7 separate regions of the Mus musculus genome follow, and regions 1, 3, 4, 5, 6 and 7 are each linked to region 2. Evidence: chromatin loops called from intact Hi-C (ENCODE). Cell type or tissue: heart. All regions are shown on one strand. Links, peaks and the distances in the headings refer to the core of each region. The heading gives the core; the rest is flanking DNA.

What was found. Peaks named below come from ENCODE experiments on the same cell type or tissue, not always from the same donor. Only the 100,000 strongest peaks of a DNase experiment are listed, where the experiment ranks them.
Region 1: a loop joins it to region 2, with 5 times the contacts of the local background. A loop is called at or near these places in 12 of 42 quality-filtered maps.
Region 3: it touches region 2 in a loop (12-fold over the local background); 18 of 42 quality-filtered maps call a loop at or near these places.
Region 4: it touches region 2 in a loop (6-fold over the local background); 32 of 42 quality-filtered maps call a loop at or near these places.
Region 5: it touches region 2 in a loop (5-fold over the local background); 32 of 42 quality-filtered maps call a loop at or near these places.
Region 6: a loop joins it to region 2, with 8 times the contacts of the local background. A loop is called at or near these places in 29 of 42 quality-filtered maps.
Region 7: a loop joins it to region 2, with 3 times the contacts of the local background. A loop is called at or near these places in 9 of 42 quality-filtered maps.

Annotation. Positions count from the first base shown.
Region 1 is chr4:45,547,291-45,551,665 of GRCm38, reverse strand. Gm22055 (a small nuclear RNA gene) reads right to left here and starts at 2,923; the gene lies at 2,817-2,923. It also overlaps the pseudogene Gm12411. In heart, for the core only: a CTCF peak has its summit at 1,946; no DNase peak of the experiment used is centred there.
Region 2 is chr4:45,415,943-45,420,317 of GRCm38, reverse strand. All of the region lies in intron 2 of Gm46852 (a long non-coding RNA gene), which reads right to left. Among named protein-coding and RNA genes, the nearest start is that of Gm46852, 8.7 kb to the right of the region's middle. In heart, for the core only: a CTCF peak has its summit at 1,827; DNase peaks (open chromatin) are centred at 1,550 and 1,917; H3K27ac peaks cover 951 bases.
Region 3 is chr4:45,853,506-45,857,880 of GRCm38, reverse strand. All of the region lies in intron 1 of Stra6l (STRA6-like), which reads right to left. Among named protein-coding and RNA genes, the nearest start is that of Stra6l, 6.7 kb to the right of the region's middle. In heart, for the core only: a CTCF peak has its summit at 1,907; no DNase peak of the experiment used is centred there; H3K27me3 peaks cover 809 bases.
Region 4 is chr4:45,610,379-45,614,753 of GRCm38, reverse strand. No RefSeq gene overlaps it. Among named protein-coding and RNA genes, the nearest start is that of Gm12408, 27 kb to the left of the region's middle. In heart, for the core only: a CTCF peak has its summit at 2,472 (motif pointing right); no DNase peak of the experiment used is centred there; H3K27ac peaks cover 290 bases.
Region 5 is chr4:45,603,097-45,607,471 of GRCm38, reverse strand. No RefSeq gene overlaps it. Among named protein-coding and RNA genes, the nearest start is that of Gm12408, 35 kb to the left of the region's middle. In heart, for the core only: no CTCF peak of the experiment used is centred there; no DNase peak of the experiment used is centred there; H3K27me3 peaks cover 271 bases.
Region 6 is chr4:45,769,159-45,773,533 of GRCm38, reverse strand. No RefSeq gene overlaps it. Among named protein-coding and RNA genes, the nearest start is that of Gm12409, 7.1 kb to the right of the region's middle. In heart, for the core only: a CTCF peak has its summit at 1,659 (motif pointing right); no DNase peak of the experiment used is centred there; H3K4me3 peaks cover 339 bases; H3K27ac peaks cover 1,926 bases; H3K27me3 peaks cover 1,885 bases.
Region 7 is chr4:45,818,483-45,822,857 of GRCm38, reverse strand. All of the region lies in intron 1 of Igfbpl1 (insulin-like growth factor binding protein-like 1), which reads left to right. Among named protein-coding and RNA genes, the nearest start is that of Igfbpl1, 6.2 kb to the left of the region's middle. In heart, for the core only: a CTCF peak has its summit at 2,586 (motif pointing left); DNase peaks (open chromatin) are centred at 2,207 and 3,487; H3K4me3 peaks cover 1,351 bases; H3K27ac peaks cover 3,481 bases; H3K27me3 peaks cover 568 bases.

The sequences.
Region 1 (4,375 bases), core at 257-4,256, 130 kb before region 2:
TCTCAAAAGCCATCCTTCGAAGCAAAAAGGCATTCTGGTTGACTCTGAAACAGAACAAAAGTTTCCTAATGAAATGGAACTAAAATCCAGGAAATCCTACCTTGTATCAGCTCTAGGAACTGTTTGATTTAGCAAGAATAATTTTTTTTTGCAGCTGTTATATTTGAAAGCAATTAGTGGTCTCATCCGCATCAAGGAACTCCTCAGAAATTATAACCACTGGAAATTAAATTAGCAAAATTGTCTTGAAGTGAACTACAAAAATGCCCCCAAACCTATGTTAAGAGAAAAATTAATCACATTTTTCAGCAGGCTGTGGAGTGTGTCTAAAAGTTGGACTGCCTTGGCTGTTACAAAGGTTTTTGAACAACACTGGACCAATGGGTCAGGGCCCATAAGAAGTTTTAATGAGAGCAGCTGCACCCAGGAAGGGGTAATGAAGAAAGGCTTTTGTGAGCATCTGAATTGATTTATTCAAGCCACCCCAGAGACCACTTAAGCTGGAAGGCCCCTGATTATCACTGAGTCCCACGCAAAGGTAGGGCGGGCCTCTGGGTCTCTAGACACCAATCCTTTTTGTGTAAGTGGGATAAGACACCTGAGGCTCAGAGAAGATGAGGTCACTGCTTGGGTCACATTCAAAGCACTAACCAGGGGCACAGACTTGGGGGTATAGGACCTACAAGCTAAGGAATGAGACTCTCAGATTCCTATACCCCAGACTCTGCCTTCCTCACTACAGACACAGACTTCTTCCCCTCTGCCTTCTTTACTAAGTTCTCATCCCTTTGTCTCTAAAGTTTAGCTGAAGCTTTTGATGGTCACTTGCCACTTTCTACTTTGGGGTATGTGATGTATTGCTGGCAAGCATACCCTGTGTGTTGAACACAGAAGCCAGAGGACATTGGGCATCCTTCCTCTATTTCTCTCATCTTATTGGGGGTGGGAGGACAGTGTCTCTCATTGAACCTGAAGCTCCCTGTTTTTGCAAAGCTAGCTCCTGGGACCTTCCTGTCTCCATCCCATAGTGCTAGGGTTACAGGCAAGTATGGCCATGCACCCATTTTATATGGGTGCTGGGGATTTGAACTCATGCCTTCTCCATTCCATAGGTGACACTCTTTTTTTTTTCCCCCTGGTGCTGGTATTTTATTTCTTTGTGTCCATTAGGCCATGAATTTGTATGGAATGGGCTCCAACAGCTCAGGCTCTTTTCCATTAGTCCTCACAAAGTGTGCTTCTCTGGGTGGCGCAGGCTGGCGCTTCAGCTGCACCCAGGTGCCCTTCTCTTTGGCTTCCTTTTTCTTCTGGTCGTTCTCCTTCACCCGCTTCAGGAAGCTGTCTCTGCTCTTTGAGTGCTTGATGTGCTCAATCCGCACATTGATCCTCTTGGCCAGAATTTTGCCCTTAACCTGCTTGTTGACAATGATGCCCATGGCATGCTGGGTGACATTGTAGACTCTTCCGGTTTTGCCGTGGTAGCACTTATGGGGCATTCCTTTTTGAACAGTGCCCATTCCCTTGATGTCTACAATATCACCCTTCTTGTAGATTCACATGTATGTGGCCAAAGGAACAACGCCATGTTTCCTAAAAGGCCTAGAGAACATGTACCGGGTGCCTCTCCTCTTTCCCTTTGTGTTCGTCATTTTGGCGAGTTACTGGAAGATGGCTGTGGCAGCCCCATAGGTGACAGTCTTCCCCACTGAGCTGGCTTCACAGCCCTATTCTGCTTCGTTATTAGAGTCCAGCTCATATTCTTAGATGACTATTGACCAGGCACCTGTCGCCAAACCTTCTGACTACCCCATTTCTTTGGTAAATCACCCAAGCCAAGGTCTCTGCCTTCCAGGATTCCAGGACGCAGATAGCCTACTGGATGACCCCACAGCTGCCACAGGAGGCTTTGCACTGGCATATGCCCTCTGCCTCCCCCTTGTGTCCACAAGAGAGCAGCATGGCTGCGATTTGGGCGGGCCTACATGTGCCAAGCACATTTAAGAGTTATCTTGACTATTTTTTCTGGAAAGGCTTCCTTATTCTTGGTTGCGGGTATGTGGGTGGCATCCCCTTCTTCACTCCTACTCCTCCAATTAATTGCCCCTGGCAACTTCAGCCTCCCCATGGGGCAGTCAATCCATCAATTCCTAAGCAGCGAGCACCAGTCAAGGGTGATAAATCCGGGAAGGGGGAACACAGAGGGGATGTAAGTTGTAGCTCACGATAAGAAATCAAAACACTCCCACAGGTATGAATCCCTGAGTTGGAACCCCTGGTACCACATAAACATACCACGAAGACCCTCATCTGTGATTTCAACACCGGGGGGATGGAGGCTGAAGGATCAGAAGTTCAAGCTCAGCTTCACGGTAAATCTGAAGCCAGTTGGGCTACACAAGACCTTGTCTAAAAATAAGTAAGTTAATAAATTAATGAGTATGACTGAGCTTTGACTATGCTGTTCCAAGAACTTTAAGAATTCAGAGCTGGGGTGGGGAGTGAAGGTGGTAGGCCTCTACAGAGAACATATTTTACAGTCTTTGGAAGGCAAGAAGTATTGTGAAAACAAATGGCAAAAAAAAATGCATTTGAAAAGAAACAGGCAGTCAGAAGTAAGATGAAAAGGACGGCTGAGGGACACAGTACAGCAGTATAGCACTTACCTAGCGAGTGTAGGGTGACAGGCAAGTAGGTGACAGGTAGGGTTTGACTGCTGTGAACAGACACCATGACCAAGGCAACTCTTAAAAAAAAAAATATATATATATATATATATATACACATATATGTATGTATGTATGTATGTATGTATGTATGTATGTATATCATGCTTCATGAATCAGCAAGTAATTCTTGTGCAGGGGCCATGCTAATCTTCTCTGTATCATTCCAGTTTTAGTCTATGTGCTGCTGAAGCGAGCACTCAAGGCAACACTTATAAAAACAACATTTAACTGGGGCTGGCTTGCAGGTTCAGAGATTCAGTCCATTATCATCAAGGTGGGAGCATGGCAGCATCCAGGCAGACATGGTGCAGGAAGAGCTGAGAGTTCTACGTCTGCCTCTGAAGGTCACTAGCAGAATACTGGCTTCCAGGCAGCTAGGATGAGGGTATTATAGCCCACACCCACAGTGACACACCTACTCTAACAAGGCCACCCCTTCTAATAGCGCCACTCCCTGGGCCGAGCATATACAAACCATCACAGGCCCTGAGTCTGTTCCCCAGAATGACAAAAACAAAACCAACTACGGCTAAAGCTGTACATCCCCAAGGAGCTAAAGAACCCTAAGACAGACGATAAAAAGAAGATGGCGTCCTTGTTATTTTTCCTTCTTCCTATTTAAACCCTTTGTCAGTCCTCTCTGCAATGCTCTGCCCTAAAGTTTTACTCTAAGACTTATATGTTCCTCCTCCTCCTCCTCTTTTTCTTCCTCCTTCCCCCACCCCCCTGCAATTCTCCAGGCCCTTTTGTTGCAAGTTACAGAAATCCAACTTCAATGAGCTTAGGTGCAAAGTAAATGGATAGGCTGAAAACAGCAGAGGCTATGAAGGCAAAGGTAAGCAATGCAGCGAGGTGGGGACAGGAGCATCCTGGAACAGGGAACTCGAAGAAAGGTGAACCTGAGAGCATCGGGAAGAATAAGACATTTTGTTATATCGCCTTTGACTCAAGAACTGCTGCCAAATTATGTTGGCTATTGATCAGGTGATCTGGGAGAGTCTTGGCTTATATTACACGTGATCTTACAAAGCTGGCAGCATCTATAATAACAAAGGAGAAAACCAGGCCCTAGGAGTAGTAAGTGATACTTACAATGGCCCAGAGATGGGAGCCAGGACTTGAACTTAATGTTGCTTCCTAGCCTATGTTCACTGCAGCCCAATGCCCCTCTTCTACAACAGGTCCTTTAATAATAACATGAAGGGCCAGACCCAATCCAAACCTGACAGGCAGAGTTGGGACATCAGAAAAGCAAAGCCATTATTTCTCTTCCATGAAGCTCAAGGAGCCATGAAAACTGGGGGTGTGGAGGTGGGGGGCAGAACTGACATCTATAATCCCAGAATTCCTGTGGAAAAGGAGAGGTGGGGAATAGTTAGAAGCTCGCCAGCTATCTAGCTTGGAGTTCCACGCCCAATGAGAGACCCCGCCTCAAACAAGAAAATAGAAGGCAGGAGCCGGCACCCCATGCCCGCTTGATGTGGGTCCCTTGAATGTGAGGAAGTTCTTCCTGCCTCTTCATGAGGTTACTTCATGGTGCTAAAGTCCGGATGATTGATAATCAAGAGCCACCAAAGCCACTGGTGGTAGTTTGAACAAGAATGCACCTCCCCCATGGAGTGTCACTGGAAGTGGGCTTAGAGATTTCA
Region 2 (4,375 bases), core at 258-4,257:
ACTACCTTGTGAGGTCCATTTGATGCGACACAGTGAATGTACCCGTGCCTTGTTCAAACACCCTGTGTTCTATGGTTTATGTTTACTTTCTCTCAAATGCAACCAGAGACCGCAGGAATCTGCAGATGGCCGCCTGCCTGCCAAAGCTGAGCTATGCCATCCCTCAAAGGGACAGTTTCAGGAGAGAAGGACCCTAGCTCCCTCTAGATGAGGCAGCTGGGTCCCTTATGTGCTTCTTAAATGGAAAAAAATGGACTCAGCTGACATCCATTGAGTGCTCTCTGGTGGATATTGAGGTGAGTGAACCCCACCTCTGGACTTGGGGGGTTTCCTGGGTGGGAAAAATAAACAAGAAATAACTGGACACAGTACAGGTCATAGCAGGGGTGTGGAGGCAGGGACACATGGGTGACTGGGTCTGTTTACAACAGTCAGGGCATGGTGGGCCCTGGAGAAGAAGCAAGAGTTCACAAGGGACTTTAGAGGGGTGTGGCTGTTCCAGGTAGAGGTATCAGGTGTGAGAACCAACAGGAGACTTGGACAGGGCACTGCAGTGCTGTTTCCTGGTCTCTTGGGGCTTTGTTGGAAGTAAATTACCAGGCCATGACAAAAGGAAGGGCCATTTCCTCCATGGAAGGTTGATATTATGAAGTGCTAGGGATGCTGGTGTGTGTGTGTGTGTGTGTGTGTGTGTGTGTATGTGTGTGTGTGTGTGTGTGTGTGTGTGTGTGCCCGCGCGCGTGCACACAGGCACAGGAGCCTGCATTGCTGGGATGGAACCCAGGGCTTTGAGCATGCTAGACAAGTGGTCTGCTGCTGAGCCACTCCATCGGTTGCCCTGACACTATGGTCATGCTAGCATCATTCTGCAGCCTAGAATCTTTCTGAAGCAATAAAGCCCCTCCATCACATACAGAGCAGCACTGAGGGCCCTAGTGTGACAGGGGCCCTCACCTCCCGGGGGAGAACCCACCTGCTTTTCCTACTCAAGGGTGTAACCTTGCCTCCTCCCAAAACAGACCTCCCTAGGACTCATTCTCCCTCCGCACAATGGTAGGCCCCAGGCATGCACGCATGCGCACACAGAGGAAATGCTGGTCTGGAAAGGGCAAATCCTAGCACAAGGACCTAGAGACAGAAAATGTTCTTGGGCTTAGCCAAGACCCAAGTGCTACTGATGTGCAACCAGATGTCCTAAGAGGAAGGAAAGTACTTCACCTCACTACCTCACTGTTCTTATCTGGAGGAGTTTTTGTTTGTTTGTGTTTGTATGTGTATGTGTACATATTTGTGTGTGTTACAGCCTCTGGGGGAGTTGTTTGTATGTATGTGTATACATAGATATACAAACAAATTGTGTGTGTGTGTGTGTGTGTGTGTGTGTGTGTAACAAACATGGAGCATAAAACAGATGCAGATCTGTGGGTGGGGCCAGCTGAGGAGGGAAAGGCACGTCTTCCTCACAGAAGCAATGGGTGGAGGGAGCTAGAGGACCAGAGAGACAGAGGCTTGCCAAAGCCTCAGGGCAAGTGGATCCTCTAGGATCCTTGTGCCAGGAGCTTAGAGAATCGCTTTGGCCATTGCCATTCTCGGACGCTGGGGTGGGACTGACGGAGTCATCTGAGTTTGTGAGCTGTTTTGTTGGTGGTGGTGGCGGCTGGTTGGTTGGTTTGGATTTTTTTCCCCTCACTGTCTCCCTCTTGAGTGGGAACCCCTCAGGCTTGCCATCCCCCCTCCATCCCCCCCCCCTCCCATTCCTCTGCTTTGGAGGACAGTTTCCAAAGAAGGCTAACCGGGTGGCCATTACCAGCATGGCTCTGGTGCCCTCGTGTGCCTTTTGTCTGCATTACAGTCAAGCCTCAGAAAAAGCAAAATGGAGGTAAAACTAAACCCCTGGGAGGAAGAGATGGGGGGGGGGGGGGCGAACAGATGAGTGAGTGGCTGCCAGGGTGAAGAGGTGGGTGACGGGTGATCTAGCTGGAGAGACAGGAAGAGGATCTGAAGTGGCTCTTACAGGAGGGAGGTCGGCAGGCAACCCAGGTACAGGAATTCCTGAGTGGAGCTGAGATACTGCCTGCCTCTCACTGCAGCTCCCAGTCCTTAGTGCACCCTCACAAAGCTGTGAAGATTCACTAGTTGAGGAAAAAAGCAGGACTGAGGGGGTACAGCAGGGGTAAGGGGGAGGGCAGGGGAAGTGGGAGGATGGGGGGAGAGCAGGTCTGAGTGGGGAGAGCAGGGGTGAGGGAGAGGATCAGGGGAGAGTGCAAGACTGAGGTGGGAGAGCAGGGCTGAGGGGAAACAGGTCTGTCTGAGGGAGCAGGGTTGAGGTGGGGAAAGCAGGGCTGAGGGAGCAGGGTTGAGATGGGGAGAGCAGGGCTGAGGGGGAGGATCAGGGGGGAGGAGGATCGGGATGGGGGAGAGCAGGGCTGAGGGGAAACAGGGCTGAGGAGGAAGAGCAGGGTTGAGTTGGGGAGAGCAAGGCTGAGGGGAAACAGGGCTGAGGGGGAAGAGCAGGGTTGAGTTGGGGAGAGCAAGGCCGAGGGGAAACAGGGCTGGTGGGAGAGAGCAAGCAGCCTGAGAAACAGCTCAGCTCATAGCATCCTCGTGTGGCACTTCCCCCAAGTTCTCAATCTTCTGATTATAAAACTCAAATGTTCTCAACAAACTACATTCGTATTTCAGAAAAATGTAAAGAAGACAACAATTACTGTCAGTGATGCAGTTTCCTGTCCTGAAGAAGCGCCCCTGTCTTCCAGGCACAAGTATAGTAGTTTTACTTGAAGCAAAATGGAGCCCTTCTGCACTTGTGGCTTTGTCTTAGGATTTACTGCCGTGAACAGACACCATGACCAAGTCAACTCTTACAAGGACAACATTTAATTGGGGCTAGCTTACAGGTTCAGAGGTTCAGTCCATTATCAAGGTGTGAGCATGGCAGCATCCAGGCAGGCATGGTGCAGGAAGGGCTGAGATTTCTACATCTTCATCTGAAGGCTGCTTAGTGGGGGACTGACTTCCAGGCAGCTAGGATGAGGGTCTGAAGCCCATGCCCACAGTGACACACCTACTCCAACAAGACCATACCTCCTAAGAGTGGCACTCCCTGGGCCAAGTGTATACAAACCACCACAGGCTTCATCCCTTCACTTTCCACTTAAGAGGGCCCTGTCCTTTTTCTTTCTGTTATTAAATCCCTGAAGGCACAGGCTTTTTTTCCCATCGGCTTGTGATAAACTGTTTTAATTTATTTAACTTATATTGAAGTTTTTATATAGCCAGCCCTGTGAGGAAATATCTTCATTCAGAAATTTTCTGCTTGGTTTTTTGTTTTGTTTTGTTTTTCTGGTTTTGGTTGGTTGTGTTGTGTTGTTGTTGTTGTTCCAAGAGAAGTGTACAGAGGGCATTATGGGTGAGAGAGTGGACCCATCTACAGAAGGGCATTATGGTGAGAGAGTGGACCCATCTGCAGGTGCCTCTGTCCTCCTGGGAAGCAGTTGGCTTTCCACTGAATATTTGAAAACGCCCCTAAACAAAAGCTTCCTGGTTACATCTGAAGCTGAAGACCTTTTCCTTAAAAACTCAGGTTTGCTTACAAAGTGAGACAACAGGCTTAGCAGTTCCCGCCCAACAGAGAACTAAAGTTCCAGCGGGTGCTGAGTGGGAGAGGCCTGGGCTTAGGTTGTGGGGGTGACTAATTGTCCCCAGCTAAGGCATTGGTAGCATACAGTGCTCAGTACAGGAAGGTACTAGGTGAACCAGATCCATCCCTTTGGCTGCCGCCGGCTGGCTCCGTGTGCCTTTGCATTTGACTTCCATCTGGCAGTAGCTCCTCTGCCCAGTGGCAGTGTGAGCCGGGGCTGGGAGACCTGGAGACACTCAGAAGAGCTGTGCCCTCATGGGTACAGAAGCAGAGGAGGGAAGAGAAGAGCCTTGATTCTCGGGGGGGGGAGAGGGAGGGGGGACACAGCACCCCTAGCTCACACTCTGCCTCTGCAGCTATGTGAGCCAGTCAGAGATTCCACAGGGTTATCAGGAGTGTTACACACGCAGGGATGTCCTCATCAGCCAGGTCATGGCAGCCATGTAACCTCAATGGCTAGAAGGTCTACAAGACACAGAGACTTTCAAAACTATGAGTGTGGGGACCTTTTTACAGATCAAAGATGCTCTCGCCTGAACGATGACTGACAAGCGGAAGCAGGGACAGCTTAGGTCCCCGTAGAGATGCAGGCTCAGAGCAGCACCCCCAACCCCCATCTTTGTTGTTTAAATCCACTCTGCCTAGCCGACTTGGTGTGCACACACCTAGCACTTGGGAGGTGAATGTAGGAAGGTGAAGGGCTGAAAGTCATCCTTGGCTACATACTGGGTTTAG
Region 3 (4,375 bases), core at 277-4,276, 440 kb before region 2:
TGTGGGTAGATTTGAGTTTTGTGGGGAGTTCTTTTTACAGAACACTACAGAAATGTCTGACTTTTTCACGTTTTAAGGAAAACTAATGGCCATGAAAACCCTTCACTGGAGTCCTTTCCATCTTCCCAGAGCCCCGGAAGGGTCCTATGCAGGGAGGAGAGTGAGACTGAAACATCACTGATTCCCAGGAAGGAAGTTAGTCTGTGGACCTGGGTTTTCACAGCCGAGGTCAGAAACACCAATGAAGTGCTGGGGCAGGAGGGAGCGGGGGAGGGGGGGCAGGGGGGAACAGGAGGGAGTGGGGGAGGGGGGCAGGGGGGAACAGGAGGGAGCGGGGGAGGGGGGGCAGGGGGGAGCCATTAGACTGCACACCGCAGATGTCCTCAGGACAAAGCAAGTCAGAAACACAGGGACATTTTCCCTAACAAGGGACCCCCTCTTTCCTAGGCTCCATCACACCTTGTTCCTGCTACACTAACTCCATGGCACCACCATGGCCACCACCACTCCATCACTTCTCTGACTTCAGCTCTTGCATTCTTGACTCCAGCACACCCAGCCAGCCATCTCCTCAGCATCCATCTCACAAGCAGTGACCCCTGTTCGCTCAGAGGTCTCAGTGGAGAGCAGAAACACTCACATCTATCCCCTGGAACTCTTTAAACTCCTAGCAGCCTGTGCTTGTGTCTCATCACAGATCTGAAATGTCCAGAAAAGGTAAGACAGGATTTGGCTCTTAAGAATGTAAGAGTGGGCTAGGCAGTGGTGGTACACACCTTTAATCCCAGCACTTGGGAGGCAGAGGCAGGCAGATTTCTGAGTTCGAGGCCAGCCTGGTCTAGAGAGTGAGTTCCAGGACAGCCAGGGCTACACAGAGAAACCCTGTCTCAAAGAAACCAAAAAAAAAAAAAAAAAAAAGAGTGGACTGGAGAGATGGCTCAGCAGTTAAGAACACTGACTTCTCTTCCAGAGTTCCTGAGTTCAATTCACAGCAGCCACATAGTGGCTCACAACCATCTGTAATGGGATCTGATGCCTTCTTCTGGTGTGTCTAAAGACAGCTATAGTGCACTCACATACATAAAATGAAATAAATTTTAAAACAAAACAACAAAACATCAGTCTTTCCATCCCATACAAAACCTTACATGTAGGAAAGAAAGGAAGGAAGGAAGGAAAGAAGGAAGGAAGGAAGGAAGATAGGAAGAAAGAAAGAAAGAAAGAAAGAAAGAAAGAAAGAAAGAAAGAAAGAAAGGGAAGGGAAGAAGCCATACTTGAAAGCAAAAGGGAATTGTCAGAGAGCTGAGACAAGATCAAAGAGAAAAGATCAGCAGGACCGTAGAGTAGACAACAGGACCTCATGGAACAAGCTTCACACCCACTCAGGGAGCAAGAGCAGGGCCATTGAGATATTCAGCTGGGAAAGGGGCTTGCCACCAAGCCTAACAACCTGAGTTCAAACCCCAGGGTCCATATGGTGAAAGAAGAGAAGGAACTCCTGCAAGTCGTCCTCTGACTTCCACATGGTCACAATAACGTGTACGCGCGCACGCGTGTGCGCACGCGCACACACACACTCCCAGCCCTTACCATCTATTTGCCTCTCCAGGAGTATGATGCATGGGTCACAGAGAGAAGGGCAATGGCCAGACCAGATGTAGCACTTGGGGTCAGCCACTGAAGGGCCCCAGCTGGCAGAACGCTCTCCTCCTCCTCTCCCCACTGAAAACCAGCCCTTGGCATCAGTTACAGCCAGGCTCACGGCACAGGGTCATGGAATTCTCCACATGAGCACCCATTTAAAACACAGGACACTGAAGGAAAAACTGCCCCGAGAAAGCCAGGAACCTCAATGAACCTCGCTCCCAAGGGTGTGGAGGGAACACCGGTCCTCTCATGAGTGAACGCTAGGGGGCGAGCTCTCCAAGGAAAAAAAATCAGAGGAAGAGGACTGCCAAGGGATTGGCAGAACACACTGCTATCCCTCAGCTCTGGGGATTTGAATATGTAAATATTTATTTTAAATATATAAATACCAAATGCTTTCGCGTGTAATATTTCATTTAATAATGTAGTCAATGCATATGTATAAACACAAGAACTGAAAATTATTTTCCATTACAAACACGCTCAGGTAATAAAATTTTTCACTATAAAAATTCTCAGGTAATAAAAAGGAACCCATGAAGAAGGGTTTAAAAGCAACAGGAATAGAAGAATGTGCCATCGTGCTCCATCGCCAGGTAAGTACCTTGAAATTGGTTGTCTGAACTTTATAGAATAGGATGTCTGAGCCGGCAATAACTTAAGCCCCAAACAAAATCCAAACGGAGGACAGAGAGAAATAAAACTGTGTGGCTGTGTCTCCCGCGGTGTGGGAATGTAGACTCTTGTCTCCTCCCTCTGCAGTTTAGGAGTAGAAATGAACTCCTAGCTGAGCGTGGTCACGATCCAGTGGCAGAACACCAGCAGGGGATGGCTGAACACAAGCCACCACAGTAAAAAGCTACATGAAAGAAAAAAAAAAAATCACTTGAACAATGACCAGGAAGAGAAAGAAAATGAAGTCAATATAAAAAGAGAGGCTACAGGACTAGTGAGTGGCATCTAAAGATTGGTAACTAAGCTGCTATTGGAAAAAAAGAGGGATTTCAAAAATACTTAGAATTCAAAATTGGCAAGTGACCTGGTGTGTGTGTGTGTGTGTGTGTGTGTGTGTGTGTGTGTGTGTGTGTGTGTGTATGTATGTATGTATGTATGTATTTAATGTAGATTGGTGCTTTGCCTGCCTGTATGTGTGCCTGCCTGATGCCAGCAGAGGCCAGAGGAGGGTCAGGTCCCCAGAACTGAAGTTGAAGGATGGTTACAAGCCACCATGTGGGGTGCTGGGAATTGAACCTGGGTCCTCTGAAAGAACAGTGAGTGCTTTTAACTGCTGAGCCATCTCTCCTCTTGAGCCTCTCGGGCTTTCATGTCTTAGAAGAAGTCCTAAGTGGGCCACAGGTATGTTCATCAGTGTGGAGCCTCCCTGGGGAACCCAAAGGTCGGGGAGTAACTGAGCTGGTGAGGATGCAAAGAGACGGTAATGCTTGAGTGTTGGTGGAAATAAAGACTGTAGCTACCGAGACAAACAGGATAGAGGGCCCTTTTTAGGGCTAAGCACAGAGCTGGGCATGGTGGCACAACCCTCTACACAGAGCTGGGCATGGTGGCACAACCCTCTACTCAGGGAGGATCTCTATGAGTTAGAGGCTAGCCTGATCTACACAGTGAGTTCTCAACTAGCCAAGGCTACATAGTAAGACACTGTCTAAAAATAAACAAGCTGACTAAGCACGGAACTGCCACACTCAGCTACATCATTCCTGGGTGTGTGCATCTAAAGGAAAGAAAATATGTTTGTTCCCATGTTCTCTGCAGAACTATTGGCAGTAGCTAAGGTATGGAATCAGCTGAGGTGCCCAAAATGGGTAAAGAAAATGTGGCATGTGTATGTGATGAAATATTACTCAGTTATAAAAAAACAAAACAAAGTAACGAAATCCTTTCATTTGCAACAACAGGAATGAGTCTGTAGCTATCAGGTTGAGTGAAATAAGCCAGACAGCACATACATTTAAAAAACTGGCCCCACGGAAGTCTGGAGGCCGGGAAGGATGGGAGCAGAGGGAGCATGGGATGCAGCTGCAGACGAGGGTAAGGTGAGTGTTACGAAGCGCAGAGAGAGCGGCCACACTCAGCAGTAATGCACTGGATGCTTCCAGATAGCTGGAAGGGAGGATCGAGCCTGCTCCCAATACAAAGAGCTGACCAGTGTTTGAGAGGACTGCTGGCTCACGGCCCAGCTCTGGTCACTACACAGAGTCTGAGGGTGGGATGTGTCATATGACACCCACAATCATCTGCTGCTAGTGCATGTCAGCTGAACAGTTTAAATTAAAAAAAAAAAAAAAGATAAGCCGGTGTAGGGTGCACCTGCAGGAGGACCGGAAGTTCAGGCTGTCCTTGGAACACAGGGCAACCTGGGTTACAGGAGACCTGAAGTCTTTTTTTAAAGCTAAAAATAAAAACAATAAACCCCTACACTCAGCTAGCACTGAAATGAGAGGAGATGTCATCTGACATTTTAGACCGGGAGCCCCTGGAAGGAGCTGCCGGAGGCGCTGAGGGCCAAGAGGAGATGATATCTTCTTCACCTTCCTTTACTGGGATCACGCTGCAATCGGCGTGAGGACTCTGAGCACCACTTACTTATCTGCCAAGAGCCTCTCTGGATACAGTAATTCCACTTCTGGGACTTGTAGGACTTGTACAAGCCAGGGATGGTGGAGAAATGCCTAGAGATTCTCCCTGTGTCTCTGTGTCTATCTCTGTG
Region 4 (4,375 bases), core at 195-4,194, 190 kb before region 2:
GAAAAGAATCTTTGAAGTTGATTTGGCAATAGTATCAAACATCATGAAAATGCACAGACAACCCACTCATTCCACTCCAAAGAACTGGTCCAAAGAAAATAACTCAATATAAGAAAAAAAGTGTCTGCATGGTACAGTGCTGGTAAAATATAAGGAGAGGTAAAACAAACCATACACCAAATGATCTTTCCATAGTCCTGTCCCATCCGGCCTGCCTAGATATTCCAGGATCAACTGCCAACTCCCCTTCACAGCACAGGAGGAGCCCAGTCCAGAGGAAGAAGGACCAGTCTTGATTTCTGTGACTGTTCATTTCCAAAGCTTGGGCATAGTCTCAATTGTCCTCTGCTCCAAGGACAGGAGAAGCAGAGGAAACCAATTTGCTGATGAGGGAGAAGAAGGATATAGCTGACATAGAACACAGCAGCTATCTTATGGTAACAGCATCTTTGTTCCCCATTGCTAAGGCCCAGCCATTCATCCACCCTTCTATGAGGTGTCCCTCCTATCCTCCATGCAAGTCTCCCTCTCCCTCTCCCTCTCCCTCTCCCTCTCCCTCTCCCTCTCCCTCTCCCTCTCCCTCTCCCTCTCCCTCTCCCTCTCCCTCTCCCTCTCCCCCTCCCCCTCCCCCTCCCCCTCCCCCTCCCCCTCCCCCTCCCCCTCCCCTCCCCCTCCCCCTCCCTCTCCCTCTCCCTCTCCCTGTCTTTCTCTCTCCCTCCCTCCCTCTCTCTTTCTCTCTTCCCTGCCTCCCTCTCTCTCTCTCCCCCTCTCTCTGTGTCTCTCTCTCAATCTCTCTCTCTCTCTCTCTCTCTCTCTCTTTCTTCCCTGCCAAAGCTCTTTTGGATTGTTTCTGCCACTTAAACCTTACTAGCAGGTTCTCAGCAGTAACCACACCATTAGTTATGCATTTTGGTCTTTCTCAGGAAGGGAATGTGAACAAGAAGGGAAAGGAAACAACGGCATGGCTCAGTGCAGCTGCTGCAGAGCCAGCAAGACCCACACTGCACAGAGCACTGTGCACAGCAGCTCCAGCAAGACCCACACTGCACAGAGCACTGTGCACAGCAGCTCCAGCAAGACCCACACTGCACAGAGCACTGTGCACAGCAGCTCCAGCAAGGCTTTTGTATCGCACTTTGCACTGTGCACAGGAGCCAGGGAGGAAAGGGCATCATCATCCTTTCCCCGGACATAAGCCAAGGGCCATCTGCACACACCAGTTCCTTAAGGCATGTGATGGAACCATGTATGACCATTAACATGGATAATGACCCTCCCAGCTCTTGGAGGTGGAGGCACCAGGATCAAGAGTTCAAGATCAGCCTTGACAGCACACAGTGATTTTGAGGCCACCTTGGGCCAAATGAGCCTATTCTCAAAACAAACAACAAAAACTTGGTGATAGAAAGCAACTTGACAGGGGAAACATCTTATTAAAAAATCAGATACAACATTTGGGAGACTGAGGCACACGAATCTTCATGAGTTCAAAACTACCTGAGAGGCAAATGAAATGATTGAGTGGGTAAGAGGCACTTGCCTCCAAGTCTGATAGTCTTCTACCCCATAGGTAGAAGAAAGGAATAGACTCTCAAAATCTGTCCTCAGACACACACAATTAATTGAATAATTAATTAATGTAAAAAAATGTTGCATGCACTTTTGATGTAGAAGCAGGCAGATCTCTAAGTTTGAGACTGTCCTAGTCTACAGAGATTCCAGGACAGCCAGAGCTACACCATCTCAAAGAACCATTAAAAAAGTTTAAAGTCCAACCTGGGCTGCATGAGTTCCAGGCCAGTCTGAGCTGAAAATGCAAGAGGCCTCGTCTCAAAAGCAACAAAACTTTAGATGCGATATGGAGTGTGAGCTACATAGATCAAAATGCACACACAGAGAACTTGGGAAGGGACCATGTCATGATAACTGCCCAGCTGGGGACTCTAGTCCCACACCTCAGCATTGCTTCCAGTAAATTCAGGATTCTGAGCAAGCAAAGGGGTCACAGACCAAAGATCTGTGCTGCCAGTAAGCAGGCTTGCCACCGTCAGATCTGTGCTGCCAGTAAGCAGGCTTGCCACTCTCAGATCTGTGCTGCCAGTAAGCAGGCTTGCCACCCTCAGGAAGGAGATTTGGATTCCTTCAACTGGAGAGATCAGAGGTGAAGACCAAGGAACAGGATGGGTTTGAAGAGGCAGAAAAGGCACAGAAGAGAGCCGAGAGAGGGCTTCATGCACAGATGGGCTTCTGTGGCAGGAAGATGAGAGGCCACAGTGAAGTTCCTCAAGGACCAGCCTTGAAAAACAGGTGTCCCTCTGGCCACCTTCAGACCTTCTAGGCTTTTCCAGGATCATATACTTCTCATTAGTCGCTCTTACCCAGCCTAGTCTGACAAGCCCCGCCCTGTGTAAATTCTTCGGGGAGGGGGGGGGACACTCTGACTCCTCCAGGAGGGGGCGCTAGAGGATCCTTTGGTGCAGAGTTGGGAAGACAACGAAAACCAGGTTCCCTAATCATGCACTATGCTATCCAGAAATTCCCATCACCAAAAAGGAATAAATGCTATGTAACATTTCTTGAAACAAAATATTATACAGCATGGAAAATGAATGGAGTAAGCTACAAGTATCAACAGGGATAACAGTAAGTGTAAAAAAAAAAGCAACTCACAGAAGACAATAGTGAACAGCTGGATAACACTTTTCTGAAGGTCGGATGTAAATTAGCAGATCTCCTATAGCTATGCAATATAGGCATAGGTACTTAGATGATCACAAAAGAGAGAGGAAATGAAAACACCAAAATGTGAGATGTGTTCACCTCTGAGAGAGGCAAGAGGGTAAAATAAAGGAAAGACATCAGACATGGGCAAGATTAACAGGAAAATTCTGGTCCCAAGATAGGTGGTAGGCTATGGGAGCTGGTTTTAATACCATGTGTTGTAATGGATACATAGTATAAATAGTTTTCTCTATGTATACATAGACACATATGTAAGGTAACACAAGAACTCTTTTAAACTGCAACATAAATAGCTTATGACAGTAAATATCATTCTCAGGAGGTTTCTGTGAGCTCTCCTACAAACACGTCAGGGGCCCAAGGCTGGGAGAGCACAGAAAGTTCTGGGCTGGGCTCCCACCAGCTTAGGCACTCTGATTCAGATGTGGTATCTGCCCCCCAGCCCTATTTCAGGTATTGAAGTCTAATCTCCACTGTGAAATATTAAAGTGGAAATTTATTTCAGCTACGGTGTACAGAGGTAGGACATCTGGGGGGGTGGCTAGGATTCAGTGAGGTCATTAGCTTGGAATCCCCATCACTTATCCTGGTGTTCATAAAAGGAAGAAAGCCCAGAAGACACCCATACAAGTCCCCTGTCTCTTGTTGTGTAATACGTTGTACCACCTCAGGATTCTCCCAGCAAGAAGGGCATCACTGGATGTAACTCGATCTTTAAAACTGTAACCCCAAATAAGCCCCTTTTCTCTTCCAGTCTTTCATCCAGTCTTTCATCTCTTTCATCCAGTCTGAACATTGTATGATGGCAACAGAAAATGAACTAGTAGCCTGGCTCCACTGTGCTGCACCCCCAGCGGTGGCCACTCCTCAGAAGGACTGGGAGAGTGTGATAAGAAGCCTAGAGCAGTTTCCAGTCCTACCTCTGACTTACTGCACATTTCTGCTCAAGTTCTCAACCTCAGTTTCCCCTCTTGTACGGTGGGAGAATAGGGGTCTGGCAGGCAGTCAGGGGAGGTGGTCATAGGACCCTCATTCTTGCTCTGCTGAGTAGGCTAGGTGCCCGGACAAACGGGGTTTGCTGGAGTTGTCTTGTCCTCACCAGCCAGTAGACCAGGGTTATGATGTGAGTCTGAAATGTCCCCAGAGACTCTTGTTTTGGATGCCTGTTCCTAGGTTGAGTTATACTGTTTTAAAGGGCTCTGAAGCCTTGAGGACTCTAACTGGAAGTAGGTCACTAGGGGAAGGCCTTTGAAGGTTATATATAGCCCCTGCTCTCCCTCTCTCTCTCTCTCTTGCTCGCTTGCTCTCGCTCTCGTTCTCTTTCTCTCTCTCTCCCTCTTTCTCCTTCCTCCCCTCCCCCCTCCCTGTTCCACTACTCTTGTGAACAGTCACGCCAGCACACTCCTGCTGCCGTAATGCTGGCTGCTTGTCATACTTTGCCAGATGAGCTCTCTGGAACAGTGAGCCAAAACAAGGTCTCCTTCAGGTTGTTTCTGTCATGGGCTTTGGTCACAGCGATGCAGATGTGACCAGAGCTATGGGGCATTCAACTGCTCAGTGCTCTCTTTCTGTAAAGTCTAAATGGGCTGGAACTAGTAACTGCCTCACAGGTATGTGTGAGTGTCTGCCACAG
Region 5 (4,375 bases), core at 296-4,295, 190 kb before region 2:
AACTGAGAGCGGAGGTAAAGGGGTCATGTCTATAGCCACCAATAGGTGGGTAGCAAAGCCAGGACTGGGAGCCAGGTCCCCCTTTCACCCTCTTCATATTTACCCCAGTTTGAAAGGCAGAAATTATGGCAACTTCATAAGCGCCGACTCTCTCTGATCCTTGCTAAGATTTGAATGACAGCAGGTGAAATGATTTGATGACCTCATTCACAAGGCTCCCAGAGACAGTGGCTTCCATTCTGGATCAGCTATAACTGTCACAGTCATCTCACTCTAGAATCTGCAATTCCAGAGAGGTACATGGCATGGGTCCCCCTGGGGGAGGGGAGGACAGAATCATGCTTGCCCCTCCATTGAGGGGCTTTCTTCCTGGGGGTGTGGTGTTGGACCCCTGGGGCCCAGGTGTGGGTACCTTGATGGATCCCAGATAAGTGGGCACACAGTAAGACACACATCGATACTGGACATCTCTTCAGCTTCATGAAGACCTGGTAGGAGTCTTGGTCTTTCCAGCCTGTGGAAGTTTAAGGTGAGTACAGGGGGTCTTGTAGACCACAGCCTGGGGAGCGCCTGGCACCCCAAGCCCAGGTTTCTCCTCTGTAAAATGGCAGTTTGGGTTAAGAGAACCAAGCAGTTGACACAGACCAGGCTGCTCACGTGTCTTAGGAGCTCAGCACTGGTGTCAGCTGATGGCTGTGTGCCAACAGTGACCACAGCGGAGGGACTTTCTAGAGTAGACGGAGGCCACAGGTCCCAGGCAGGATGTGAAGGGTCTGAGAGCCACGAGGGCTAGGGTTGGGGGACACTCACTCGTCAAGGTTGAATCAGACAGGACCGTGAGTAGAACACACAGAGCCTGGAGCAATTCAAGCAGCAGGGCAACAGACAATGGGGAATAGAAATGATGGATGTCATAAAAAAAACAAAACAGCTGGAGGATGGTGTCAGCTTTAGTGAGGTAAGTCAGCGAGGCCCTGCGGCACTCCAGCCCATGTATTTAAACATATTGCTCAGGCCCTCCCAGCATCTAGTGCAACATAGAAAGCCATCAATTTTTGCTGGGTGAGAGAAAGAATGATTGCTCAGGCAGAGGTCTGACCCCAGCTCCGCTCACTTGGTTTTATTTGTTTCTGCTAGATTTCTGTTATCGTCGTTTGTTTGTCCGCACACAGGGTCTTGCCACATAGCCCAGGCTAGCCTCAAATGTGTGGTCTCTCTATCTACTTTTCTTTCTTTGCTTGTGGTGCCAAGGATTAACCTTAGGGCCTCACATGCCTGAGGCGAGTGCCCTCCACTGAGCCACATCTCCAGCCCTTCGGTTGTTTTACATATTAAGCTTCTATATGGATTTTCTTTTTAATCACAAAATTTTTAACTAAAATAAAAACCCAATAACCTTTTTACTGCTGGGAAAACTGAGGTCAATAAAGGCAGAGGCACTTGGTCAAGGCTCAGAGTTAGGCAGCCATCCCAGATGCAGGTACCTCCTTCTCTCTATCCTGTTACGTCATCTTCCAGGATGCTGAGGCTGAGGCCAAGAGCTGGGGTGGGGCTGGGCAGGACCTGGGGCCTAGTGCCAAAGGGTAGGACAGCTAGCCTTTGCTCAGTGCTCCCACTGCTGAGAACAGAGTGCAGCCCATCGGAGGCGGTGCCTACGATTTACACACCAAGGCATTCATCATTGTGCTATTTGTAATATTGAAAAGTTGGAAATGGCTCAGAAACAGGCTCATAAATTATGCCACAGCCTTTGGTGGACTGTAGAGCCACCCAAGTTCATCTCTCTGGAGACTGCTGAGCATACACACACTATGGGGAAAGCTGGTCCTGATTTTTAAGATAGTTATTTTGGGGAGGCTTGGGCTAGTGTAATGGGTAGTCATTGCTTTCTGCATGAGGGTCCACCCCCTCTATTGTTTTGGTTTTTTTCTTTTTGTTATTGTTTACGATAAGCATAAATGATCTACAATAAACAAATCCACGAATGTAAACAGAATTTAGGATTCCCTGCTCAGGCCAAAGGTGCCAGCCACACCAAGCCCTTCGCTTTTCAGATCCCCACACAGTGTCTTCGTTCTCACCCTTGTGTTTCCTGACCCTGGGAATGTCACACAGCTTAACACAGATGCAGCGTTTAATCCGTCTCACAGCTCAGGCTCCACATTTTAAGAGGCTTATTCCTAGTGACTGAGACGACATTAAAGATCCCGAAGATACCCTAATACACACTTGCATTTAGGAAAATGAAGTTCAAATGCTCAGGAGCCAAAGCCCCAAAAGGTACTTTGTGTTTTCATGCTCTTTAGTTTCAAGCAATGTGCGGGCTCTTCTTCCCTCAGAGACCTAACCTTCTCTTCCCTCCCTACCAGACTTATCACTGGCATTACTAATCTCAGACAGCACACTGTGTGTGTGTGTGTGCTCGTGCGTGCCCGCACAACACATGCATACTTGGTACCAATAGAGGTCATAAGAGGGCATCAGATCCCCTGAGACTAGAATTACAGACAGCTGGGAGCTGCCATGTGGGTGCTGGGAATTGAACCTGGGTCTTCTGGAAGAGCAACCACTAAGCTATCTCTTCAACCCCAAACCCTGTGGGACTTTGAAAAAGTCACTTGGTCTCTCTAGGCCCCAGTTTCTCCTTCCATAAAGACATTCCCAACTTTTGACTCATAGCATCTCTCAGTTCTTTATGGTTAGCTTCTTAATCTCTTCTCTGTTAGTAACAATACAAAACTACAGATCAGGTAAGTTTAAGTTTTAAAGAAAGGAAGTTGATTATATTTTAGCCTGTGGCTTGGGTTTAGCTCAAGGTATCAGCTGATAGACAGCCTTCTAGCTGGTAAAGTTCCAAGGTGGCCCAGGGTACCACATGGTGAGAGGAAAGATGCTCTTGAGAGACCCAGCCAAAAGATTTGTACTGAAGATCTGCTTTGGAGATAATGAGAACCTGCTAATCCATAAATCCATTAGTCACACAAATGGGGGAGGTATTCATGCGGGCAGAGCCCTAATCACCTTCTCAGGATTTCACGCAGACTAAATTTCAAGTCGAGTTTCAGACAGGCAAAGGGCTGATGGTTTCTAATTGGACAGTCTGGGGCCTCTGCGCCCCATGGACTGGCTGTTTTCTGCATCAGCTCAGAAGTCTTTGGAGAAGTAGCAGCAGCATCCTTTAAAGGAGGTGTGGGACCGATTGGGCATCCTAAACAGGTAAATCATTCTTATCTGAATCTTTATGGGCTCCTGGTACCTCATTAAATGTCCAAGCCCCCAGGCGCTGAATCACAGTGTCTCGTCCTGAATGGCTCTTCTCAGAGTTCCGGTTGTGCTGGGAATTACAGTGTCAGGGTAGCTTCAAGCCCCTTCATCTTGTGTGTGGCACCCATGTTTTTATGGGCTATGAATCCTGAGAGCCTAGACTCCCTCCATCCCGTGGTTACTAGAGAAGGCCTAGCAAAGCAATTGCCTTGGAGTCTATACTGATAGCTGTCCCCTCACAGGAACACACTGACCTCTCAGTGGAGAATCGTTGGCTCTCAGCTCTGTTCCCACCCGGAGGCCCAGACCCTGCCTCTTTGAGGCTGAGCACACTCCTTCTAGAGGTCCTCATACCACCTAGGGATTCACAGTGTCAGAACCATGAATAGAGTCTTTGCCTCTGGCTCAAACCCAGAAAAGTAGCTGTGGTGACAAGCCAGAGGGAATTGTTTGGGAACCCTGAGAACAGAGAGTAGACGAGAACTAGGCTCCTCTCAGCTTATACCTGATGCAAAATTCTCCATTTCCCTGCTGGCTCATCAGTCTCAAAAAAACAAGCCAAAACAACTCAATTCTAACCAAAATCACAGCAGACATGTGTTACCTTTTATGAGACAGTCTCACTAACCTTCTGTCTTAGTCAGGGTTTCTATTCCTGCACAAACATCATGACCAAGAAGCAAGTTGGGGAGGAAAGGGTTTATTCAGCTTACATTTCCACATTGCTGTTCATCACCAAGGAAGTCAGGACTGGAACTCAAGCAGGTCAGGAAGCAGGAGCTGTTGCAGAAGCCATGAAGGGATGTTCCTTACTGGCTTGCTGCCCCTGGCTTGCTCAGCCTGCTCTCTTATAGAACCCAAGACTACCAGCCCAGGGATGGTTTCACCCACAAGGGGCCTTTCCCCCTTGATCACTAATCCATGCCTTACAGCTGGATCTCGTGGAGACATTTCCCCAACTGAAGCTCCTTTCTCTGTGATAACTCCAGCTGTGTCAAGTTGACACAAAACTAGCCAGTACAGTGCCCAAGCTAGCCTTAAACTCTGGAATTCAAGCAATGCTCCTACCTGGGTCTCCTGCACTTAGGATTACAAGGAAATGCTGCTGCTA
Region 6 (4,375 bases), core at 138-4,137, 350 kb before region 2:
GCTGGGGTTGTAAAGGGTGAGACTCTAGGGAGGGGTTGGAAAACACAGGGGCAAAGACAGGCAGCATTTGGAAGTAAGGGAATATGAAACTGGTTTTTCTTTTTTTTGAGGTGGGATCTCACTAAGTAGCTCTGGCTGTCCTGGAACTTACTACATGGATCAGGCTGGCCTTGAACTCACAGAGATGTTACTGCCTCTGCCTCCTGAGTGCTGGGATTAAAGGTGTATGCCTCCACAGCTGTGGACAGTGGTGGATACAGGACTATCTATGGTCTCCAGACTATGCCTAAAGAATGATTTTAATGATTATAAAACCTTAATAGACTTGACTTTTTCATGTTTTTATTCCTGCATTGGACATTCTTGCTCTGCCCACCACGTGCACACATTTTTCTCAAGGCGTTGATTGATGCCTGTCAGACTATCCCCAAATGCCTTGTTTTTTGTCTGTAAGACAGAGATTTGAGTCTTATATCAATATCCCTTAGTGGAGAAGAGCGTGCCTTTGAGATTTGATGATGCGGGATTCAAAGTCTGTCTCCACTACTGCGGAGATGTGTAATGCATGTGACGCTAGAGTATCATTTCCGGTTGGCAGAGGTGTTAGTCAGGCTTCTGTGCCTGTGGCAGAGGCTCTGGATTACCAAGAAGGTTCATTCTGGCTCACGGTTTTGTCCCGTGACAAATAGAGTTGGCTCTATTATGTTGGCAGCATAGAACGTAGTGGTAGAAGCCTGCTCACCTGGAACCCAGGAAGAAAAGCAAAAACAAAACAAAACAAAACAAAACTAGAAAGACAGGACCTGTGATGTAGTTTGGCAACTAAAGGTTCTTGCCTCTAAGCCTGATGACCCAGGTTCTGTCCTCAGAAGCAGGATAGTAGAGGGAGAGAATACAAACCCTGTAATTTCCCCATGTGTGCTGTGGAATGTCCCTGTCGTTGCACCAAACCCTCTCCTGTCTCCTGGTATTCCTTCAATGGCCCAATAAGGCAAGTATTGTTATTACAACTACATAATCTGCTGTTATGGTTCTGATCTTGACTGTCCCCTCAAAGGCCAGCATGCTGAAGGCATAGTCAGTCCCCAGGCTGTGGCCCTTCTGTCTTTGCCTTCCAAACATGAATTTGCAGGTACGAGCCACTACATCTGCTCTTCCGTTTTAGACAGGTGACCTACTTTCACCTCTAAGTTGATGACCCATGCTTTCTGACAGCAATAGGAAACAAGCATACATACCATCTCTGCTGAAGGTCCCCTTTCCTAGACTAGGAGGATTTTATAAGGTACCTGAGGGGCAATGGGCTAGAGATACCCTTGAACTGGTGCCAAGGAGGCTGATAGAGCATGCAAGCTCTCAGGAGTGTGCACACGAGGTCGCTTCTGACCCTTCTGGCTGAGAGGAAGCCCAGTGATCCTGTCCCCACCCCAGAAAAAGAGCCCCTTCACAATGTCACCATGAGACAGCTGCCTGTGTTGAGCCTGCTATCTTCATTCTCTGTTGAGCGTGTACCCTAATCCAGGAGCATAAGCCTGGACACACACACCCTTTCTCAAGGAAAACCCCAGAAGCTTTGCCCTGCACATAACCAGAAACTCTTATTTTGAATCGGACATAATTTTGAGCATGCCAGTTTGTTTTATTTGTGGCTGCATTCCAACAACGTCCACCGGAGGGCGCTGGGTCTATGTTTATAAGGGGCTCTGAACACAAAGCTGGGCATCCTCGGGCCTCCCAAACACTTAAGCAAACAGGACAAAGACTTCTGTACACACAGGAGCTCACACCCAGGCACTGGGGACACAGACTCCCAGACCCAGAGCACCCACTTCCACATAAGTCTGCACATCTCTCTATGTGCATAGACACCCTAGAACATATGCAGACAAATGTATGCATGAACACAGTCAGGTACAGCACACATTCACAACTGTGAATAGTACACACACACACACACACACACACACACACACACCAGCCCAGATTTATACATAGCCAATTACCTATTGGCAGACAATCACAGCCACGTGTAAAATGTCATAAACACACATTCAGATGCAGAGATGCGATTATGCACGGGAAGAGCCGCAGACAGACACGCATGTCTAAATAGCAACACACCCAGCCAGGTAAGGACTCCTTGCCCAGGCCTTTGTTATCTCACTTTGGTGGAAAATGCAGTCCCTCGAGGGCATGGCTAATGTTGTGCTGTTTTCTAAGAAAAACAATGGAAATGTCAACTTCTTAATCCCAACGGAAACTGTACTATTCGTTAAATGTTAATGAAGGGCATTTTTGAGGACAAGCTGTCTCTTAAAAGGAAGGATAGCCCTGCTCTGACAAGGAGGAAACCCCAGCTACAGTTCTACAAACACCTTATTAACATATGGAAAGCTCCGAGACGCTCTAAAGCGCCTTTGGTTCCTACAAAGAATTTCTGAAGCAAATTCAACAGAAAAACATGGATGGGGGAGAAATGGCGTAAAGTTGAAGAACAAAAAAATCCAAACAAACCCCTCTTTCTTAGGGGTGATAAAGAAAGGTGGAGATGACTGTCAGGTGGCCAGGTCTGGAAATTTGCCTTTGTAAAAACAAAATGGTTAAAGGAAGGAAAATGTGAAAGGCAAGAGGAAAAAGGGCCCATAAAGACAGCTGCTTCCATGAAGCGGCAGAGCTAAGAACACACAACCAGGAAAGCACAGCCCTTGGGGCCACCCAGTCCTGCTGTGCAGCTCAGAGGGCGGGGTCTCTGGTGCAGGGGAGGTCAGGGGTAGGTGGGGACTGACCGGGCAGTGTCTCCCAGACGTAAGCTGCCCACTGCTGCATCTTTTCCACAGACCCCCTCAAGAGGTAGGATACAGGGACCTGGGGTCTGGCTCAGGAGACACAGATCTATGCAACCCCTATGTTGAGTGGCACTGGCAGCTCCCTGGACCCTGGTCTTCTCATGTGTGCCTCGAGAAAATGCCCTCTCTAACCACTTAATGTCCTCCTCTTCCGGACACTTGCTCACATAAGCTTCCATCTCGCGTCTCGCTGTCTCCTGTGACCAGAATCATTGAAAGTGGCTCTGTGAGTGCATTTAACCAAGTGCTGGCTGCAGCCTGCAGCCCATCGGCTCCATCCCACTGAACAATAGCTCAGGAAGAGATAAAAGGCATTCATCAGACAGCCAGGCCCAATTATCATGTCACACTGAATGAATGTATTTTAAAATCTTTTCTGACAAGAAAATGTTCCAAGTAGGTACCTTCAAATTAGCTGGAAAATCCAGAAAATTTGCTATTAGACCTTTTTTTTAAGAATCTTTATTCCCCCCTACTGTTCCGAAGGAATTCCTTGGGTGTTAATAATTCCTTCTAAGAGTCTGCCCCTGTGCCTCCCGCTGGGACTGGAATATTCTAACTGCCTGCCCCACTCCCCAGAAGCCACTACAGGGACAATGTAAACTGTGGCTCTGGTGTGAATCACTTGTCCATCAGCTACCTTCAAGTGTCAGGTGCAATTCAGTTCTGTTCTGCCAGCACTCCCAGACCTCTGTTTATCGTCCATTAGCCCTGCCAGAGTGGAGTCCACCCGGGTGACCTTGAAGGGAGACCTCCACCTAAGGCCACATTTTCAAACAGCAAGTTGATTTTGAAACCAAATCTGACTGCTTATCTGTGTGACCTTGAACAAGTGACTTCACTTCTGAGTCCCTTTTTTTTTTTTTTTGCTTTACCTCTAAAAGTCAGGAGATGTCACCAAATTCCTGACACACTACACTGTAGTGAGGAGGGACCTTTTCCTGGAGACGCAGAGGCTTTCCCTCTGGCCCACAGTGTGATCAGGACTGGCATGTCAGGCTGGTTTTGTGGCTGGGGGGTGTGAGTTCCTCACAGCACATAACTATTCATCTTTATTACTAGAATCCTGTAGCAGGTGGCTCTCTGGGCTGAGAGGAGAGTTCTCTGTCCTAATGAGAAACTGCAGCTTGCAGGAGTTCAAGATTTGGAGAAGGGAGAACAGGTGCTCGGTGGGTGGGAAATTGAACTGTGGAGTCAGTTTGTAAATGAGAATAAAGTGGCTTGCTTCACCCCAACCCCTTCATGGTTTTTGCTTGCCTGCTCGATGTGGTGTTTGTTTGTTTTCACAACAAAGTCTCCTGTAGGCTGGCCTTGAGCTTACTATGCAGCCCAGGGTGACCTTGGCTTTTGATCTTGCATCATCGGACATGCCAAGCTTATGTGGCACTGGGGAACACAAACCCAAGGCGTTCGTGTTTGTCCGTGTGTTTGATGCCTGCTTGGCAAGCACCCGGCCCACTACACTGCAACTCCAGCCTTTATTCAGGGGACAGGCAGTTGTTAGGGTCCTCGTTTGCAGTGGCAAAACC
Region 7 (4,375 bases), core at 143-4,142, 400 kb before region 2:
GGACCACTCTGACCTGAGTGACCGTGACCTGGTGTCTTGCCCTGGGATGGATGGGGTTGTACCATTGTGAATTTCCTGGGCTGAGTGTGAGCAGAAGGGAGCAAGCACTGAATAGGACAGAGTTAGAAAGATGAAAATGATCCATTTAGAAGACTGGACTGGGCCAGGCGGTGGTGTCGCACGCCTTTAATCCTAGCACTTGGGAGGCAGAGGCAGGCAGATCTCTGAGTTCGAGGCCAGCCTGGTCTACAGAGTGAACTCCGGGACAGCCAGGGCTACACAAAGAAACCCTGTCTCAAAAACAAAACAAACAAAACAAACAAAAACAAAAAAAACAAAAACAAAAAAAACAAAAACAAAAAAAACAAAAACAAAAAAAAAGACTGGACTGGCCGAGAGCTGGCCTTCCAGGAAAGCCACTTTATTCCAGTAAAAGGTAGACTGGAAGGAAAACCTGCTCCTTCTAGCATGATGACAGCCCTGATAACACTAAGGTGAGATGCTAGGTCCTGGGATCTTTGAAGATGGCTGTCATCCATCTCCAGCCTGCAGGACGTTGAGCCACTGCAGTTTCTCCGAGTGATGGTGATTCTGATGGTTAAGGGTCATGGCCTCTGGCATCACCAGATAGGCTGTGTCAGCAGAGGTCAGCAGAGGGCTTCAAGCAAGCACAATGGGAAGGCCTGGTCTAGGTAACATGAGCTGCTGTGTCCCTGGGTCCCTCCTTAGGACAGCGTGGCAGATTGCAAGGGCTCTTCAAGTGTTCCTTACATCTGCCTGTGGAGGGCAGGCAGGGGGGATGCCATGGCTGGAAGACTTGTGTGTTAAAGCTTTAATCCCCAGCTATGGCACTGTTGGGAGTGGTGGAGTCTTCAGGAGGTAGGGCTTAACTAGAGAATGTAAGTGGGCAGCCATGCCCTGGTGGGGGAAGTCTTGTCCCAGGAGCCACCTTTCATCTTCCCTCTACCTCCTAACAGCCATTAGGTGAACAGCTTTCTTGTACTCTACCCTTCTACTATGAAGACTCTGTCTTGCCACAGACCAAGTCCACAGAGCCAGCCAGCCAAGGACTGACTCAGGTTCTGAGGAGGATGGGCACCTGTACCCAATCTGAAGAAATCATAGCTGGGCCCGGCAGTGGTGGCGCACGCCTTTAATCCCAGCACTTGGGAGGCAGAGGCAGGCAGATTTCTGAGTTCGAGGCCAGCCTGGTCTACACAGAGAAACCCTGTCTCGAAGGGAAAAAAAAAAAAAAAGCTAGAGCTGGGACTAAAGCTTAGCACTGGGTACACAGCATACACAGAACCCTAAGTGGGTTTCCTTGACCACACCCATCATACCAGCTATCCTGCCTCTGGTCCCTGCGCAGCCTGCGGTCACACTAGAGCACTGTGAGGACTGGAGCTGTCTGTCCTGCAAGGGTTATGGGCTGTCACTGGTGGGCCTCACTGGGAAGTGATGTGTGGAGTGTTCTCTCCCTGTGCAGAGCAAAGCCTAAGTAACTGGCCTGAGACTGTCACTTCAGAATGATCAACTGGCAAGGTTGGCCTGTGGCTGGCTTCCGGGGACCCGGACTTCTGGAAGCCATTCCCAGAAGTGGGGGTGGGCACTTCCTACACTGCGGAATGTGGTCCACACCTGTGTCCACATTTCATCACGGAGCAATACCTGCAGTGAACGTGACAGAGTGGCCCTGCTTTGGCTCATGGTTCTGAGGGATCCGGGTCAGAATCTACATACAGCCCCATGTTCTCTTTCAGCCCCCTGGCAAGAACAGCACAACCTGTCAGGTGTGTGTGGTGGAGCACACAACTCACCCCCCAGGCCAGCAAGTGGAAGAGAGAAGCTACCAGAACCCTACTGTCCCCTCTGAGATCACACCTCTGGTGACCTAAAGACCTCTTGCTGGGCTCTGCTTCCTGAAGAGACTGTCACCCCACAGTCACATAGCCTGTGAACTCAGCCTCCAGCACATGAGTGTTAGGGGCTACTTATCCAACCATCTAGGAATCTGAGGCGTAGGTTCAGAATTCAATACCTGTGTGATTAGCCCCTGCTAAAGCCCTGACCTCCCGTGAGCTTCTCCATTAGACAGCACTTCACCGTTGTGTCTCTGGACATGGCTGTGCCCTGTGTCATTTTCCCAGGAGCTGGTTTGGTGCCTGGCTCTGCTCCCTGACATTCCTCTCTGTTGAGTTTGCTCTGTGTCCTCTTGACGTAGGTCATGACCGTGTGACTGTACCCTGTGAGCTGTGAGGCCTCCCAGCAAACCACTCTGCCTGGGAACCCTTCTTGGGATGGAGCCACCAAGATAACAATGGTTTTAACATAGTATTGGATGTTATAAAACCATGGCATGAATTTGAGTCCCAGTTCCTCCAGGTCTTTTGCCTTTCTAAGCTTTACTTTCTCATATAAAATGGGAGTTAGAACACTTACCTTTCAGGGCTGGTGTGAGGGTACAGAAGAGCCCTCCTGGGTAAAGGCAGCATAGTGTTAAGATTGAGAAGTTAAGCCGTTTGTTCTGGAGAACCAAAAAGAGAGCATACCTCCCCCACCATTGAGCTTGAGCAGCGCCCCCTGCTGGCATCTGATAATATTGCTGGAAAGGGAGGAGTTACCTGCTGTAAGCAGCCAACAACAATGTAACTATTCATGGTGGTTGTTAACTGTGCAGAACTGTTATGGATAAGAACGCAAATTTAATGCCAGATATATTCAAATTAAAAGAAGATTACTGACACCCCACAGCCTGAGGAAATCGTCCAAGGTCACAGAACTGCCCTGGTTCCAATGGTGACTTCCCAACTGTATGCCAAAGGTTTGCATCCGTCCAACATGGATCTGCGCACCAGAATGAGTTGTGCAGCATGCAAATTTATAGATACCTACATGCATTGGGTAAGGTCCCTTTAACACCGAAAGCAGAAGGACTCTTTTGTAAAAGAAATGGCATTTCCTGCCGGGAAAGCCCTGGCAGAGGCAGCCTCCCCCAGACAGCCCTTCTTAATTGTAGTTATTGAAAGAGCGGGAGCGGGAGGCTCGCAGGGAGCATGCAGGAAATGTAATTTACTGGTTTATTCATTTAGGTTTGAAAGGGAGCGATGAGGTCTCATTTAAAATTTATGACTTGACTTGAAGAAAAGTGAAACGCGTTGACGAAGCGTTCCCCCTGGAACCCATTGAAGGTCCTGGAATCAGAGGTGGTATGACCGTCCCACAGCCGTTTGGGGACATGCTTGCCTGTGCGAGCGCCTGTGTCACTGAGGAGGCGTTGGCAGGAGGAGAATGTGAATAAATTAGCCCCTCTTTGTTGTGGCAGATGGGGCTTCTGCCAGACAACTCCTTATGTGGGTTGGTGGCTGCAGGGAGTGCTGGAAGTCTCAAGGCTCTGTTCAGGGAGTGTTGGAAGTTAGGGGGCTTTACCAGAGCGCTGGCTGCATTCTAGGATATGGGTTTGGACTTCCCTTTGAAGAACAGTCATGTGGGCGGAGCTGAAAGTGTGGCTGATTGGAAGGGGCAGATGCCTAGCACGGGCCAGGCAGGCTGTACTCAGCTCACTGGAGAGCCATTGCTCCAGGGGCTCCAGCCCTGTTATCAGGTGCTGAAGGACAGAGGACAGAAGCAGCTGCCTTGAGAAGGAGCTCACCGAAGAGCAGAGGGGGGGTGGGTTGGGGGCGGGGGGGGGGGTGGCAGCTCTGCAGGCAGTGAGTTCTCCATTCCAAGAGGTATGCAAATGAGGCTGGATGTTCATGTTAGTGCTCAGACACTGGCTGGACAAGGTCTGTTTCATTGTGTCTGGCTGAGTTTGATTCCTACAGGGTTGCTCATACCGCCTGTAATTCTTCTCTGTGGCCTTCTGCCCCTGGATTCTATAGTGTGACCAACCTTGTCCCTCTCTGGTCTCTCTCCCTTTGTTCTCTGATTTTACTGCAGCTGTGTCCTCGTGGGCACAGGCCCTTGCGTACTGTTTGGTTTGCTGGCCCCAGAATGGTGGTATTTTTCTTTCCTGCTTTCTTCATCTAGCTGTCTGTCTGCCACACCTGCCCCTGACTCTTGCTCACGCATCAGGCCCCCACAGTAACTGTTTTTTCCTTCCATGGCCAGTCACTCTACAACCAGGAGAAGCAGGGCATCTTCTCCCCAAGTCACCAGTGAAGAGACAAGAACGGACCTTCCCTTGGTCAGACTCGGTAGACTCCTGGACCCTAAGGCAAATGGTCAGAGACAAACAGACCCCTTGTTTAGGACTTGACTGTGTAGCTAGGCCTGCAGGATTGGTAGTACACCCCCCTCCCCCCGTGGAGTTGGGGTCAGAGTATGGGTAATAACTCCTGAGCACTGGCTGGGCAGTGGTGGCTCGCACCTTTAATCC